Linked DNA regions of Mus musculus: region 2 is linked to region 1. The links are chromatin contacts, found by Hi-C or POLR2A ChIA-PET in ENCODE. All regions are on one chromosome and are shown on one strand. Each heading gives the region's core, a stretch centred on a gene start or an enhancer-like site at or near the end of the contact. The rest is flanking DNA. Distances are from core to core; before and after follow the strand shown. Region 1 overlaps Gm31585 (a long non-coding RNA gene). Region 2 holds the start of Cstad (CSA-conditional, T cell activation-dependent protein).

What was found. A loop is a pair of places that touch in the nucleus more often than their neighbours do. ChIA-PET counts read pairs that join two places held with the same protein, here RNA polymerase II (POLR2A).
Region 2: a map of heart shows a loop between it and region 1 (3-fold over the local background). The contact joins the promoter of Cstad here to the enhancer-like site in region 1. A Hi-C loop is called at or near these places in 10 of 37 maps with a recorded cell type or tissue (CH12.LX, T-helper 2 cell, gastrocnemius and 2 more). POLR2A ChIA-PET finds 5 or more read pairs at or near these places in 3 of 5 experiments (Patski and embryonic stem cell).

The regions. Positions count from the first base shown.
Region 1 is chr2:30,545,714-30,552,370 of GRCm38, forward strand. It overlaps Gm31585 (a long non-coding RNA gene), which reads left to right. Exons shown (of 3, transcript XR_374225.3): 1 at 1-325; 2 at 1,132-1,203; 3 at 1,765-2,131. Among named protein-coding and RNA genes, the nearest start is that of Gm31585, 4.6 kb to the left of the region's middle. Within about 2 kb of position 1,419, at least 2 of the 3 ENCODE cell types and tissues checked have a DNase peak (open chromatin) inside an H3K27ac peak, as active enhancers do; they include gastrocnemius and heart, where a contact is called at or near this core.
Region 2 is chr2:30,590,897-30,597,835 of GRCm38, forward strand. It overlaps Cstad (CSA-conditional, T cell activation-dependent protein), which reads left to right and starts at 4,148. Exons shown (of 2, transcript NM_030137.2): 1 at 4,148-4,178. The coding sequence starts at 4,174.

The DNA.
Region 1 (6,657 bases), core at 169-2,668:
GATTTTGCCTGGCTAGTTCTAGTAAGGAAAGCTTTTCTGGCGTGGTTGTTTCGATGCTTGAAATAAATGAGATCCAAGCAATTGTGGGGAACCTCTCTGGCCCAAGCATCCTCTGCCTCTCTTACTGCCTTCAGGCAACCTCTCCCATGAGGCCCTCCTGGGCTCTGGCCCCAGCGCTGTGGGGCACGGACTTTGTCCTCTCGCACCCCCATTTCTCCTCTTGCAGCCCTTTGTGATGGCTACCATAACAAATCACTCCAGATTTAGTGTCATAAAACAACAGCGGAGTTCTACAGGTCAGAGGTCAAATCTGGATGAATTCAAGGTGTGCAGCAACATTGGGTTCCTTCTGCAGATTCTCGTGTGTGTGTGTGTGTGTGTGTGTGTGTGTGTGTGTGTGTGTGTGTGTGTGTTTGCACTGGGTTCCTTCTGCAATCTCTATGTCTCTGTCTCTGCTTCTCTCTCTTGTGTGTATGTGTTTGTGTGTGTATGTGTGTGTGTTAGCACTGGGTTCCTTCTGTAGTCTCTATTTCTGTCTCTGCTTCTCTCTCTCTCTCTCTCTCTCTCACACACACATACACACACGAGAAAGAGAGAGAGAGAGAGAGAGAGAGAGAGAGAGAGGACTGGGTTCCTTTTGCAGGCTCTCTCTTGTGCATGCATGTGTGTGTGTGTGTGTGTGTTAGCACTGTGTTCTTTCTGCAGTCACTCTGTCTGTTTCTCCCTCTCTCTCGTGTGTGTCTGTGTGTGTGTGTTAGCAGTGGGTTCTTTCTGCAGTCTCTGTTTCTGTCTCTTCCACCCCCCCACCTATCTCCCCCCCCCTCTCTCTCTCTCTTTCTCTCGTGTGTGTGTCTGTGTGTGTCTCTGTGTGTGTATGTGTGTGTGTGTTAGCAGTGGGTTCTTTCTGCAGTCTCTTTCTGTTTCTGTCCCCCCCCCTTGTATGTGTGTGTTAGCAGTGGGTTCTTTCTGCAGTCTCTTTCTATTTCTGTTCCCCCCCCCCCGTGTGTGTGTGTGTGTGTGTGTGTGTGTGTGTGTGTGTGTGTGTGTAAGGGTCAGCCTCCTTACCTTTCTCCAAGCAGAGAGCCCACCCCCTGACTACCTTCCTGATCTTTGGCCCTGCTTGCTCTTCAGTTACCTGCTTTCCCATCTCAGAGTCCCTCAGTCACTCGGATGAACTAGAAGAAACCCCCGGCTCAAAGGCTGGTGAGCTGCCTCTGTTCCTCTCTGCTGTGAAACAAGCCATCTGTGTGCCCCAGGGGTTACGCTTGGGACATTGTTCTGCTAACCAGTTCACCTCTCCAGCTCCCCCCACCCACTTAGAAGCCTCTTTCTCTTCCAAGTCTTTCTCCCACGATGCCTGCCTGAGGTGGTGCCTGCACACTTCAGGTCTCCTCTGACCATAGGCCAGCACTCTAAAGTATTCCTGCAGCCTCTTCTACCTACAAGGAAAGCCAAAATGGCGCTGGGCCACACACAAACCCTGATCTGCCCACCCGCTGGTCTCCCCCAGACCCTTCCCTCTCCTACCCTTTCCCTTTGCGTCCTGTTTCCTGTATATTCCACGGTGTTTGTCACCTCCTGGCCTTTGCCCGGTGGTTCCACTCTGGATCTTTCTGTCTGTCCGCCTTCATTCATGTCCCCAGGAAGCTTGACTGACCCTTCCCAAGCACCTGAATGTACTTATTGTTTATTAGTCTGGCAGAGCACAGAGGCCTTGCCTGTCCCCTCTTGTCCCTCACAGTCTTGTGTCTTGTTTGGCCACAGAGCTAGCCATGAGCTGGTCCCAGAGTCATGGTGAACCCTGTGAATTTCTACTGAAGCTCAAGGACTTGGTCTAGGGATGCTGACGAGACCCACGGCCAGGACACACAAGATGCCAGAATGACAGCCGTGACGTGACATCGCTAGCAGCCGCTGACACCGGAAGCTGTTGACACGGGATGCCGCTGGCACCGGAAGCTGCTTGGTAGCATCTCCAAGCTTGCTTTACATAAGCTCTCAGAATGGCTGGGGAATCCAGCTCTCACCTGCTCCCCACTTTATGGATGAGAACCTTGGACTCTTCAAGTTGACCATACCTGCCTTTTGACTAGAGTGGAGGCCAGGGAAGTTTCTCATGCTTCCTGCTTGGAGGGGGCGGGGGCGGGCGGGGGTGGGGGCGGGGGCGGGTGGGGGCAAGCCCCAGCTGTTGTTGAGGTGAGGCATGGTGACTCTTCCTGGAGGAGGCTGAGGCTGGTCAGGACTTGGGTGGGGCTGAGCAGGCTGCTGGGAAGCCGCTTCCTTCCGGACCCTTCCTGTTTCCTTTTCCTCACTGCTCAGCCAAGCGATTGTCTTGCTCAGCCCTCCCCGGGCCTGCCTGGGCAGGATGTGGAGGCAGGAGGTTCTGTTTTCAAAAAGTCAAGTGTGGATTAAACACCTTGAACTGCAGACTCAATGTGGCTCAAAGAGTAACTTTTGTGTTATGTGTATTTTACCAAAATAAAAAGAACTGAAGGGCTGACTAGATGGCTCAGTGGATAAAAGTGCTTGCTGCCAAGCCTGGGACCTGAATTCCGGCCCTGGAACACACATGGTGGAAGGAGAGAAACCATTCCTGCTTGTTGTCCTCTGGCCTCTCCACAGGGACTGTGGTATGACGTGTGCTCTCCTCTCCAGATACATTTTAATGATTGTAATTTTTTTTTTTCTTTTGGGACAGAGTTTCACTGTGTAGCCCTGGCTGTCCTGGAACTCACTCTGTAGACCAGGCTGGCCTAGAACTCAGAGATCCGCCTGCCTCTGCACCCCAAGCACTGGGATTAAAGGTGTTTGCTACAACACCTGGCTATGATTATAAAATTTTAACATCAAATTGTCAAAAGAAAGGGAAGTGGCTCATGTCCCCGAATGTGAGGCTCTGTACCTGTGAAGCAGTCACCGCCCCTTGCCCTTCCCCATGCCTGACATTTCATTCTCTTCTGGAACTGATGACAGGTGTGAAGAGCTGATGGGCTGGCAGTCCCATAAGGGGTGCTCCTGGCTCTAAGGACCCATGGCAGGGGGACTAGGAGTTTGGCTCCTAGATGAGTCCCCCCTCCTCAGTGCTTGCAGCCTTGAGAGTCACAGGTTGTTTCCTGTCCCTGGCTTTCCTCTTCCAGCAACCATGATTTGTGGAGATGTCTTTCCCAGTGGGTGGGAGTCCTCTGCTGGCACAGTCCACTATGCCGCACTTTGACTATCATGACAAACAGACTCTTCTGTTTTCAAGATTTGTTTCTGTTTTACGAGTGTGTGATTGCATGTATGTCTGTGTATCATATGGATGCCTGGTGCCCTCAGAGGCCAGAAGAGGGCATCAGATCCCCTGGAACTGTAGTTCCAGGTCGTTCTGAGCCCCATGTGGGTGCTGAGAAACAAAGCCAGGTCCTCGACATAAGCAGCCAGTGTTCTACCACTGAGCAACCTCTCCAGCCCCTCCCTGCATCTTAAATTTGCTCAGTGGACAAAGGGCTGGGTGTGAGGCCGGGAGACTGCATAAGGCCTTTCAGCTACTGACTTCCTCTGTGTCCTAAGGAATGTCATCTCTCTGTGCAGCACCAGGTCCTTCCCTGTAAGCTAGACCAGTGTGGGACAACATCAGGACTCTGTCTGTCTTCAGTACTTCCTTCATCCTCTCAGCCTAGACATGTCCAGTGCCCATGGAGGAGGAAGAGGAAGAGGCCGAGGATGCCAAAGCCAGTGGAGCCCTTGGCTCCCAGGGCATGAACCTTCAGAGTGTTCTCAGACTCTGGCAGCCTCCACCCTGGGTTCTATTCTCTCCTGCTGGTGGTTGGAGCTGTGCCCCATCATTGTGGGAGCAAACACCCACCTTAGTCATAGGATCTCAGAACCAGGTGTTATTTCCCCATGTGTCCCATGGTCTCTACAGGACTGGGCCCACAGAAGCCTAGAAAGTGGTTTAGCTGTTGCTACAAGCAAGGGACCGAGGAAGAAGAGAAGGTAGAGAAGTCAAACTCTGGATTCAGGGTCTGTGCGAGACACACAAATGCTTCACAAGCAGAAACTGGGCCATGGTGTCACCACTGAGACCCAGAGGGAATAATATCGCTACACCCACGGGCCTCCCATGAGCCATGGCTGTAGAAAGGCAGGTATTTGAGACACAGTCTCAATCTCTGCTTATACAGGGTTACTGCTGGAAAAGGGGGCCCGAATCTCACTTGCCGGTGAGAAGGGTGTAGTGGTCCTTAGTTCCATCACTTCACAGATGGGGACAGGGAGAGTGTGAGAAGCACCCAGCAAATTCATAAGGTTAGCCAGTGATGGCCCAGGGTGAGCCTGAGACCTGTGGTACAGGGTGGGCACAGCCAGAGTTAGGCCACGTGTGGTGGTTATTATATAGTCAACTTGACAGTCTAGAACCTCAAGGGAGATGGCCTCTGGCCTGTCCCGTGTTAACAGATGTGAAGATGGGTGTCATCCTGACCATGGGTGGAGCCACTTCCTAGGTCGTGGACTCCCAGATAGTAGAGCCCAGAAAGAGCAAACTGAGTGCTAGCACACATCTTTCTGTGGTTTTTGATTATGGACTCCATGTGACCAGCCGCTGCAAGCTCCTGCCACCTGATGAACTGTACCCCAGATTGTGAGCTGAAATGCGCCCTTGGTCCTTTAAATTGCTTCGGTCAGTTTTTTGTTTTTTGTTTTTTTTGGTTTTTCGAGACAGGGTTTCTCTGTATAGCCCTGGCTGTCCTGGAACTCACTCTGTAGACCAGGCTGGCCTCGAACTCAGAAATCCACCTGCCTCTGCCTCCCAAGTGCTGGGATTAAAGGTGTGTGCCACCACGCCCAGGTTTTTAGATGCGCCAGAAGACGGTGTCAGATCTCATTACAGGTGGTTGTGAACCACCATGTGGTTTCTGGGATTTGAACTCAGGACCTTCGTAAGAGCAGTCAGTGCTCTTACCTGATGAGCCATCTCTCCAGCCCAGATCTGACACCCTCTTCTGGTAGTTATTTTTATTTGATCCAGGATCTTACTATGTAGCCCAGGCTGGCCTGGAACTCACAGAGATCCACCTGCCTCCGCCTTTCTGGAGTGCTGGGATAAAAGGCGTGCACTACCATGCTTGGCATGTCAAAATATTTTGTCATAGCAACAGGAAAACAAAGGAAGTCACAAGGGAATGAACAAAAGTCCCCATGTTAGTGGCTCTTCAGCAGGCAGCTCAGGGGCAGGAGCAGTTTCACTGTTGTCATGGCTCTCGTGTTCCCAGACCTGGTAAACACGCTCTTCTTGTTCTCCCCGGCTTCTCAGAAGCCCCCAGTCTGCTTCTCTGAATCTGATGGTCCTAGAAGCATGTAATGGCATCTGTCCTTTAGATGTGTCTAGCTTATTTCCTTTTGCATAATGTCCTTAAGGTTCACTCATGATGTGTCATGGGATGAAATGTTCTTCTCTAAAAGGCTGAAGAGTGTGCCCGGACATTCTTTTCGGGACAAAATTTAGGGCAGAGCAGACCCCGAGGATGCGTCTTGGTGACTCCAGTGTTAAGGTCATAAATGCTGGAAGGAACTGACAGACGGATTGTGGGAGACATGGCAAACTTGGGCATGGTTGGGCATAGTTGGATAAGGTTGGATGAGGCTGGGTGAAATGGGCAAGTGTTTGTGGATGTGAAGAAGAGAGTGTTGGCCTTTGCCAAGGCCCATCGAGGATGCAGACTGATTTCTGGGCCCCCAACTGATGGGTCATGTTGACCTCAGCATGAGTGGCATAGGAGGAGGGGACCACTTGGACCTGGGAGAGAGAGAGGAGAAGCAGCAAAGGCAGCAGGCACATGATATTGCTGTGCAACAAAATGGAGGGAGCAGAGAGAGAGAGAGCTTGGCAGATGATGGCACTGGCGGCAGCCTGACACACTCTCATCCTTGATGAAGCTCCAGCTGGGGAGGAGTGATGGCTGAAGGGAGGAGGGTGGAGGACCTTTGAGGAAGCTCTTAGATGCTTTTTGAGAGGCAGGAAGTGTCCTAGAGCATGAGGCGGGTCTGGTGGGGCACAGTGTCCTTATTGGCTTGTCTCTATGAAATAGGAAGCAGGAACCTCAGGAGAGAGAGTGGGGCCTGGTCTGAGGAGCTGGGGAGGAGGCACGGAAGGGCCACATGGGAGGAGACAGGACAGAGGAGACAGGAACAAGATGTAGAGATGGCTGAGGCCGCTGTGTGCTGTGCTGTGTTGCATCTCCGAGCCAGGCACCAGGAGTATGAGCACATGTCTCATTTAATATTCTCACCGAATTCTCCGGAAGACTCTGCCAGGTCTGTTCTTTGTTTTTAGTTTTATTTTTTTTAGTGTCCGTGTGGGTGCACCAGTGTGTGTGCATACATACCATGGTATCCGTGTGGGGGCCCGAAGGTGACTTGGGAAAGCTGGCTCTCTCCTCCCATGTGGGGAAGCAGACTCAGCGTCTTCACCAACTGAGCCGTCTTGCCATCCTATGAGTGTCTCTCGCTGTGTCTGCTTGTTTATTTACTTTTGAGACAGAGTCTCATGTGGCCTAGACTTGCTGTGTAGATGAAAATGACTGGAATTCCTGATCCTCCGGCCTCCACCTCTGATGCTGAGATTCTGCACTTGGTTTTCTGCCATGCTGGGGACAGAACTCAGGGCTTCCTGCA
Region 2 (6,939 bases), core at 2,898-5,397, 48 kb after region 1:
CACGATCCTGGAGTGGAGGAATAGAATTCTGATCCCCATTTCAGATCATGCACTCCAAGAGAACAGCATCTACAATAGAAATGTCAGTGTGTTCCCTAAGCTCTGGGTCATGGCTTTACTGGGGGAAATGTAACTGGACTACATTTCCCAGCAGTCTTTGCATCTAGGCGTAACCACATGTCTGAGCTCTGACCAATGGAGTGGGTCAGGGAGGGAAGTGTCTCATCCGTCCCATTTTATCCAGGAAATAAACATCCTTCCATGCTCTCCACAGTTTTTTTTTTCCTCCTATGCAGCATTGTAGATATTACAGCTACTGTCAGTCCCTAAGAACGGCAGAGCCACCAGGAGTTAGGTCTTTTCCCTGCCAGTCCATAGCTACTGTAACCAGAGCTACAGATGTGCTTTTGTTTGGAGTTTGTCTTAGGTTATTTTCCTATTGCTGTGATAAAGTACACTGGCAAAGGGAATTTAAGCCTGGTATTAGAAGCCTGTCCACGAATCTGTAGCTGGGAGTTTATGGGACTCAGTGAGAAGCCACTACACTGTTTACCAAAATGGATACAGTATTAAACTGCCTTCATCAGCGAAGCTTCTCTCAGCAGACAATAGTTATTGAAAGTCATGACTGGTCAAAGTGCAGGGAATGGTTGACACTAAATAGAACATCTATCACACACACACACACACACACACACACACACACCCATGCATGAATATACAACGCATGCCTGCACTTAAATGTTGGAAGAAAGTTTTCATGGGAGAACAGTGGAGGGAGGGAGGGTAGTGGGGATGAAAAGGATTAAAATTCATGATACACAAATATAAAATTGACAAAGAATAAAAAGTAACCTAAAACTACGTTCTTTTAAAAGGCAACCTAACAGAGAAAGGTGTTTCAGCTCACAGTTCAAGGTACAGTCCATTAGAGTGTCAGAAGCCGCTGGTCCCATCTTTTCCATAAGCTAGTGTACAAATCCCCTTTCCCCATTGCATACAGTCCAGGAACCCAGAGAGAGGGGGTTCTATCCACAAAGAAGTGAGTCCTCCCATCTCAGTCAACAGGATCACGATATCCCCCTGAAGCCACTTCCCCCACAGGATTCTTTATCTTGTCATGTTGCCAATTAACACCAATCATTACAGGGTTATTTGTTATAGCCATTGCCGCTAACAAAGCATCTCCATTGTCTCTACCCAAGGACGGTTGTGTTATTTTTGTTTGTTTTGTTTTGTTTTGTTTTGTAGAAGAAATTTAGTGTAGGCTCCCTGAAAGCTAGCAGGCTGCTCTACCGTCATCCTGAGATGGCCCACCTCTGGTCCTGGTCTACACAAAAGGAAAGCCTGTTCCCCAGGGCTCTGATTTCTGACCAGGGACTTGCCCTCAGTCCTCCACTCCAGCTTGTCACAATGCTTTGCTCTGGTAGTTCCTAGCTGTATTTGGTCATCTTGTTTGATATATTTGGTTGTTGTCTGGGACCAAAAGACTGGCATCCCTGGAGGGCGGGGGGGAGGGGGGGGACACGACAGAGATATGCCTACTATTTCCTTCCTGACAAATAGCTCCAAGCCTGGGGCTGGTTCTCTCCTGAGTACTCCCCTGCCCTGCAGAAGGAGGTGTCTAGGGACTGTCTCAGAGTGGCCAGCCTTGGAAATCCTATAGTGTGGAAGGCTCCAGCAGGGCTGCTCTCAGGATCCCATTTTCCTCGGACACCTGCATTCTAGTAGGAGAGGCCGGTGCTGCCGTCCCCTTTCTGGAGCTGCAGGAGGCTCCAGGGCCATGGGGGTCTGCCTTGCTCTGCACCCATGGAGGCCATGGAGGGAGGGGGTCTGCCTAGCTCCTCGCCCTGTTTTCCAGCTGGGAAGAGATCATGCCTTGCAGACACCATGGTCAATTACTGAGACTGTTGATTTCTGTTGTTTTGCCATGTGAGCACACAACCTCACAGGCACAGGGAGGTGATGTTGAGAGCCACTTTCCGGATGGGAACACTGGGGCCTAAAGGGTTGAGGTTCAGGGTTGCAGAGATGGAAAGCAGCAGCCGTGGGGCATTATGCTGAGGATGGAGGCAGGTCTCTGCTCGATACATGCAGCAAGGTGGGAACCCCTCCCCATGGCTGTGGGAACTCTCTAGTGCTGCCCGTCACAGGGACGACCACTCTGTTTCTAAGGCAGGTTCTTATGTAGTCCAGGCTGGCTTTGAATTTTCTGAGTTGTCAGGGGGGGACCCCCGATCCTCTTGTCTCCTCCCTCCCAGGTGTTTGACTTATAGGTGTGCACCACCATGCCTGGTCTGTTTGGTGCTGTGGATCGACCCCAGGACAAGCACTCTATCCACCAAGCTGCACCCCAGCCCCTCCCCACTTTCAATAGCTAAGTGCACTTCCATCTGCCTGAAACCAGCCCCCCAACCCAGCCCATGGTTATCTTCCTAGTAGCAACCATAACGGCAGCAAGTCTATTTGCTGTGTGTGCAGGCCCCCCCGCAAAGCCACCCACACCTTACACTTCACTGACCCCTCCCACTGGCCCCAGGAAGAGATGCCCTCATGACCCCATTTTATGGATGGGCATGTTGAGACTCTCTTCTGAACCAAGTCCAGGGCCAGGAGTAAAGGGCAGGCTTCCCACCCAGCAGCATAGAGAAGAGAGCCGCTAGGGACGGCAGAAAGGCTGACTCTCCCAAGAGCTCAACTGCATTCTCTCCTCAGCTCCCCACTTGTGGGCCCTTGACCTCTGCAGCACCCCAGCCTGCAGCTCATCCTTTTCATCGGCAGCTGGGGTGCTGCATGCTCGGCTCAATCCAGGTCCTATCGGGATCCCTGCTTCTCTGGTTGTGTGCTCACTTTGCAAAACAGCAGAATTTATAGCGCAAGTAATTGATCCGGGTGTTCCTGCCTCCCGCCATCTCGCTGGGTCTCCTAATTCCCTTCTCCTCGCTTTTCCTCAGCCTTCTCAGCACACCATCTGTGGTGTCAGAGAATAGGAAGCCAAAAAGGGAGGGGAGGGTTCTAGTCCCAGATCTGCCAAATAAGAGTCAGATGAACCTCAGTTTCCCCATCTACCAAACAGAGGACCTGGTGATACTCTTAGGGCGCTAGGCCCGGGGTGCTGGAGCCAGGAGTGACCATTTACTACCCTCAAGTCACTCCCAGAGGTGCAGGCATGCCTGAGACCCACTTCATGGATGGGAACATTGTGGCTTTGAGAGCTTGTGGTTGTTTAGGGACCCAGAGCTGAGAAACATGACCTGGGCTTAAATCCAGGCCTCTGTGGCCAGTGTCCTAAACTGGATTCTACCTCCAGAGAGAAGTCATGATGGGATCCTGGCCCTGTCCTGGCTGGCCGGCTTCTCTTTATCTACGGCCAAGCATGAGTTCGGGGCAGAGTGTTGAGGCACAAGGGGAAATTCTATAAACCGTAGAGTCTATCAGACCTCTCCAAAATCTACTGTATGACCAGGGGCCTCCTGGAAGACCCATACAGCCTTTTAGAACGATCCATAAAAGGACTCCAGGGGTGCATATCGCTGGCCTTTCCCATGGCAGGTGACTTAGAAGGGTCCAGTGTGCCTAGCATGGCCTACCCATGCAAAACTGAGCTGGGGCAGCTTCTAGGCCCCTTTCTGTTCATTTTGTGAGGTGATTGCTTTTCTGGGGTCACTGGCTTGTGTAAGCCCCTCCACTCTCAGTGAAGCTCTGCCCCGCTATTTGTTTGTCTTTGCCCCTCTCCTGGCCTCCGGGCGCCACCGACAGGATTTGTCTCCATTCCATGCCGCAACCTCTCCAGGCCAAAGCCATCTTCTCTCCCGTGGCTGTGCATCCGAGGACGCCTCGGCCCTGTGCAGCAGCGGGGCTTCGTCCTGGCCGGCCCTTAGCTGGGGACAGAGGCCGTTTTGTCCTTGCTTTGGAGAAGGGATGGAGGCTTCATCCTCAGTGGCTGCCTGCTCGCGCCTGGCTGGAGGAGAGATGAGAGCAGGCTGCAGGGCTGCAGGCAGCGGCTTTCAGAACAAACAGAATTTTTTTTTGCAACTAGAGGGGGAAGCACAGAGCTAAAAATAAAACGAAAAGATCAGTATCTGTCAGTCTGACAGCTGATTGGCTGCTCGGAGATGCATATAATTACCAGCAACTGGCGCTGGGTAGGCAAAGCCCGGAGAAACTGCTGAGATGAGGTTAGGATTTAACCTTTAAATTCTGGAGCCACCGGAAAGCTAGGGGAGACAACCGGCGTCGGTGCTAATGAGGCTGGGGGCGGGGGCCGGGGGCACCGAGTCGGGGTCAGGTCCCCGGGCTCCCCCGAAGGCCCGGGGAACCCTCAGCCCGCGCCTCCGCCATCAGACTGGGAGTGCCTCTGATTGGGCGGCTCGGGGGCGGTGGGCCTTCTCTCCGCCCAGCTGGGGGTGGTGTCTTCCGGGAAGTTGAGGGGTCGCACCTGGGAGGGAGGGGGAACTATCCGGTGCTCTAGGGGTTCCAGGCCTCTCCTCGACTGACCCTGTCCTCACCCACATTCCTCCATCTCTCTGCCTAGTACTAATAGGATTTGGCTTTGGTTTTGCTGCCCACCCCTTCAGCTCCTCCATCCCAACTCCTACCCCTGGTCCCTAGTCCCTTCCTTCCAGATCTGGACAGGCCTCACGCAGGCTGGTCCTAGGTTTCTCTAGAGATAGACCAAAGCTGCAGGACTAGAGGGGTGCTGCTGTCCTCCCTGAACCTCAGTTTCTTCATATGTAAAATGGGGGTGGTGATGGTAGAACCTGTTCTATGTCTTCACAGGTGACAGGGATTTTGCAAGCAGTGGTTCCCCTTGATTATCCAACCCAAGGTCTCCCCATGAGTGAGCTCATGTAAGGGTCTGCCCTGACCCACAGTGAGCTCCTGGGTGCCTCCAGCAGTTTCTGCTACCCTCTGTCTCCCCTGCCCCTCCTCTGAGCATCTTCTCTGGAAAGTATCTCCTGCCCCAGCCCTCCTGCTGCAGCCTCTGGGTTCCTGACTCACAATCAGACTGTATGCCCAAGGAGGACAGGAACCACAAAAGCCCATAGCCCTTACAAGGAAATATCAAATTCCTTGCTCTGTGGTTTAAGAAGCCAGACAGAGGCAGGGATCTCGGGCAGCTATAGGCCTGAAACACGCAGATGTCTCATCTGATAGGCAGCCAGCCATCCTCAGCCCTGTGGGGCTGGGGCTTCTTATACAACACCCAGGAGATGCCACCCTTGGGCTGGGAAGATGCAAAGTGCCTGGGGGGCGGGGCGGGGGGAGGAAGGAGTAGCTCACACTGGAACTGGCTCCTGACTGTGATCACCCCACAAAGATCTCTGCAGTCCCTACAACACCCCTAGCAAGTGTTGTTGTTATTGGCAATCTATGATGGGGAAACTGAGGCAAGGAACTGAGCAAGGCTTGAGAGTGCTCAGACCGGAGCCACCCAGGCCTCCTCTCCCAGGCCGTGGGATGAAGATGGAAGGGAGTCTGAGAGATAGAGAAGGTGCTGGAATAGCTAACCTGAGACCTTCCAAGCCCAGTGAGCCAGGGGGGTCTTGGTTGAACAGCTTCTCCGTGACTTCCAGTGTCATAAGCTCTGACAGTCCTGTAACTACCTCCCACCCCACAGTTCTGTTTCTTTCTTATCCTAATGAAGACCCCAACAGGGTGACAGGTGGCAGCTTCCTGTGGGGCATCTGTGGCACCCAGTGCCAGCCTCTGCTTTGGCTTGGAAGGTCATCCTGAGCCGATGTCACCAGCCCCAGAGCCCATTCTCACCCCTGGGTTATTGACCACCACTTCTTGTCAGTCCTCTGCCCCAGCCCCAGCCCTGCTGGCCAACAAAGAGTCAAGAAGGGTAGCTCACTTTCCAGGAGGCAGCCATAGACTTGTCCGTCTGAAGAACCCAGCTTCGGAGAGCTGTGTGACATAGCTGCTTGAGACCACCCTTCCCTTGTCCATTTGACTGGTTTCTTCCCCACTCCCCTTCCGGAGCCTTCTCACCCCAACTATTTCCTTGCTTACCTGGAAATTGGGTGGAAGCTGACCTTTGCATGTGCGTGTGCATGTGCGGTGTGCGTGTGCGTGTGTGTGTGTGTGTATACACATATGTGTTCAAGGGCACATGTGCACATGCCTTTACACAGAGGTATCTGCCCCAGTCATCCTCCACCTTGTCTTTTCAGGCAAGGGCTCTCACTGAGGCTCACTGACTAGCTCAGAGACTAAAGTCACTGACAGGCGTTGCTGCTCCTGGCTCTCATGTGGGTGCCTGGGATTCAAACTCAGGACTTCATGATTACACAGCAAAACCTTCACCAACAGAGCCCTCTCCTCAGCCTGCCATTTTGTGTGTGACCCGATTTAATTTCTATCTTTGTCACTGTGATTCCCATGTACAGAAATGTTGGCGGTGTGTATGGCCTTGCTGTGTGGTTACAGGCCAGGGTCACTCACACGAGCTCTTGCTGTGACTGGTCTCTGAGGGGTCTCTGACTCTGGGGTGGGTGATGGCTGGAAACTGAGAGCTGGAGGTCACGGAGCAACCTTGGAGCCTCTCTGCACCTCTTGGTGGCCGCCCTGGCTCCTTCCTTTTCGGCATGCAGACAGGTTGATGGAAGTTGGATTCACTCCTGGAAGGAGTCTTGCTGTCTGCCTGGTTCACAAGCTGATATCACAGTGCCCGGGGACAGGGAAAGGGTGTGACCATCATAAGTAAGGCCTTAGGTGTGTCATTGAGGAACCTCACAGGGGCACACGTGCAAACTAGGGCAGCTGTGCCATCAGTGGCTGAATGCGGTGTGACATAGGCCTCTTTACATGTCCATTGCTGGCCAAGGCCCTCAACCACATAGCGTGTGGCTGACCAACAATGGTTGCCTGCGACCAACCGACCCGGAACTTTTGCAGGTTGTCCTTCCGTCTAATCAAGTGTATGGCCATGTCTCT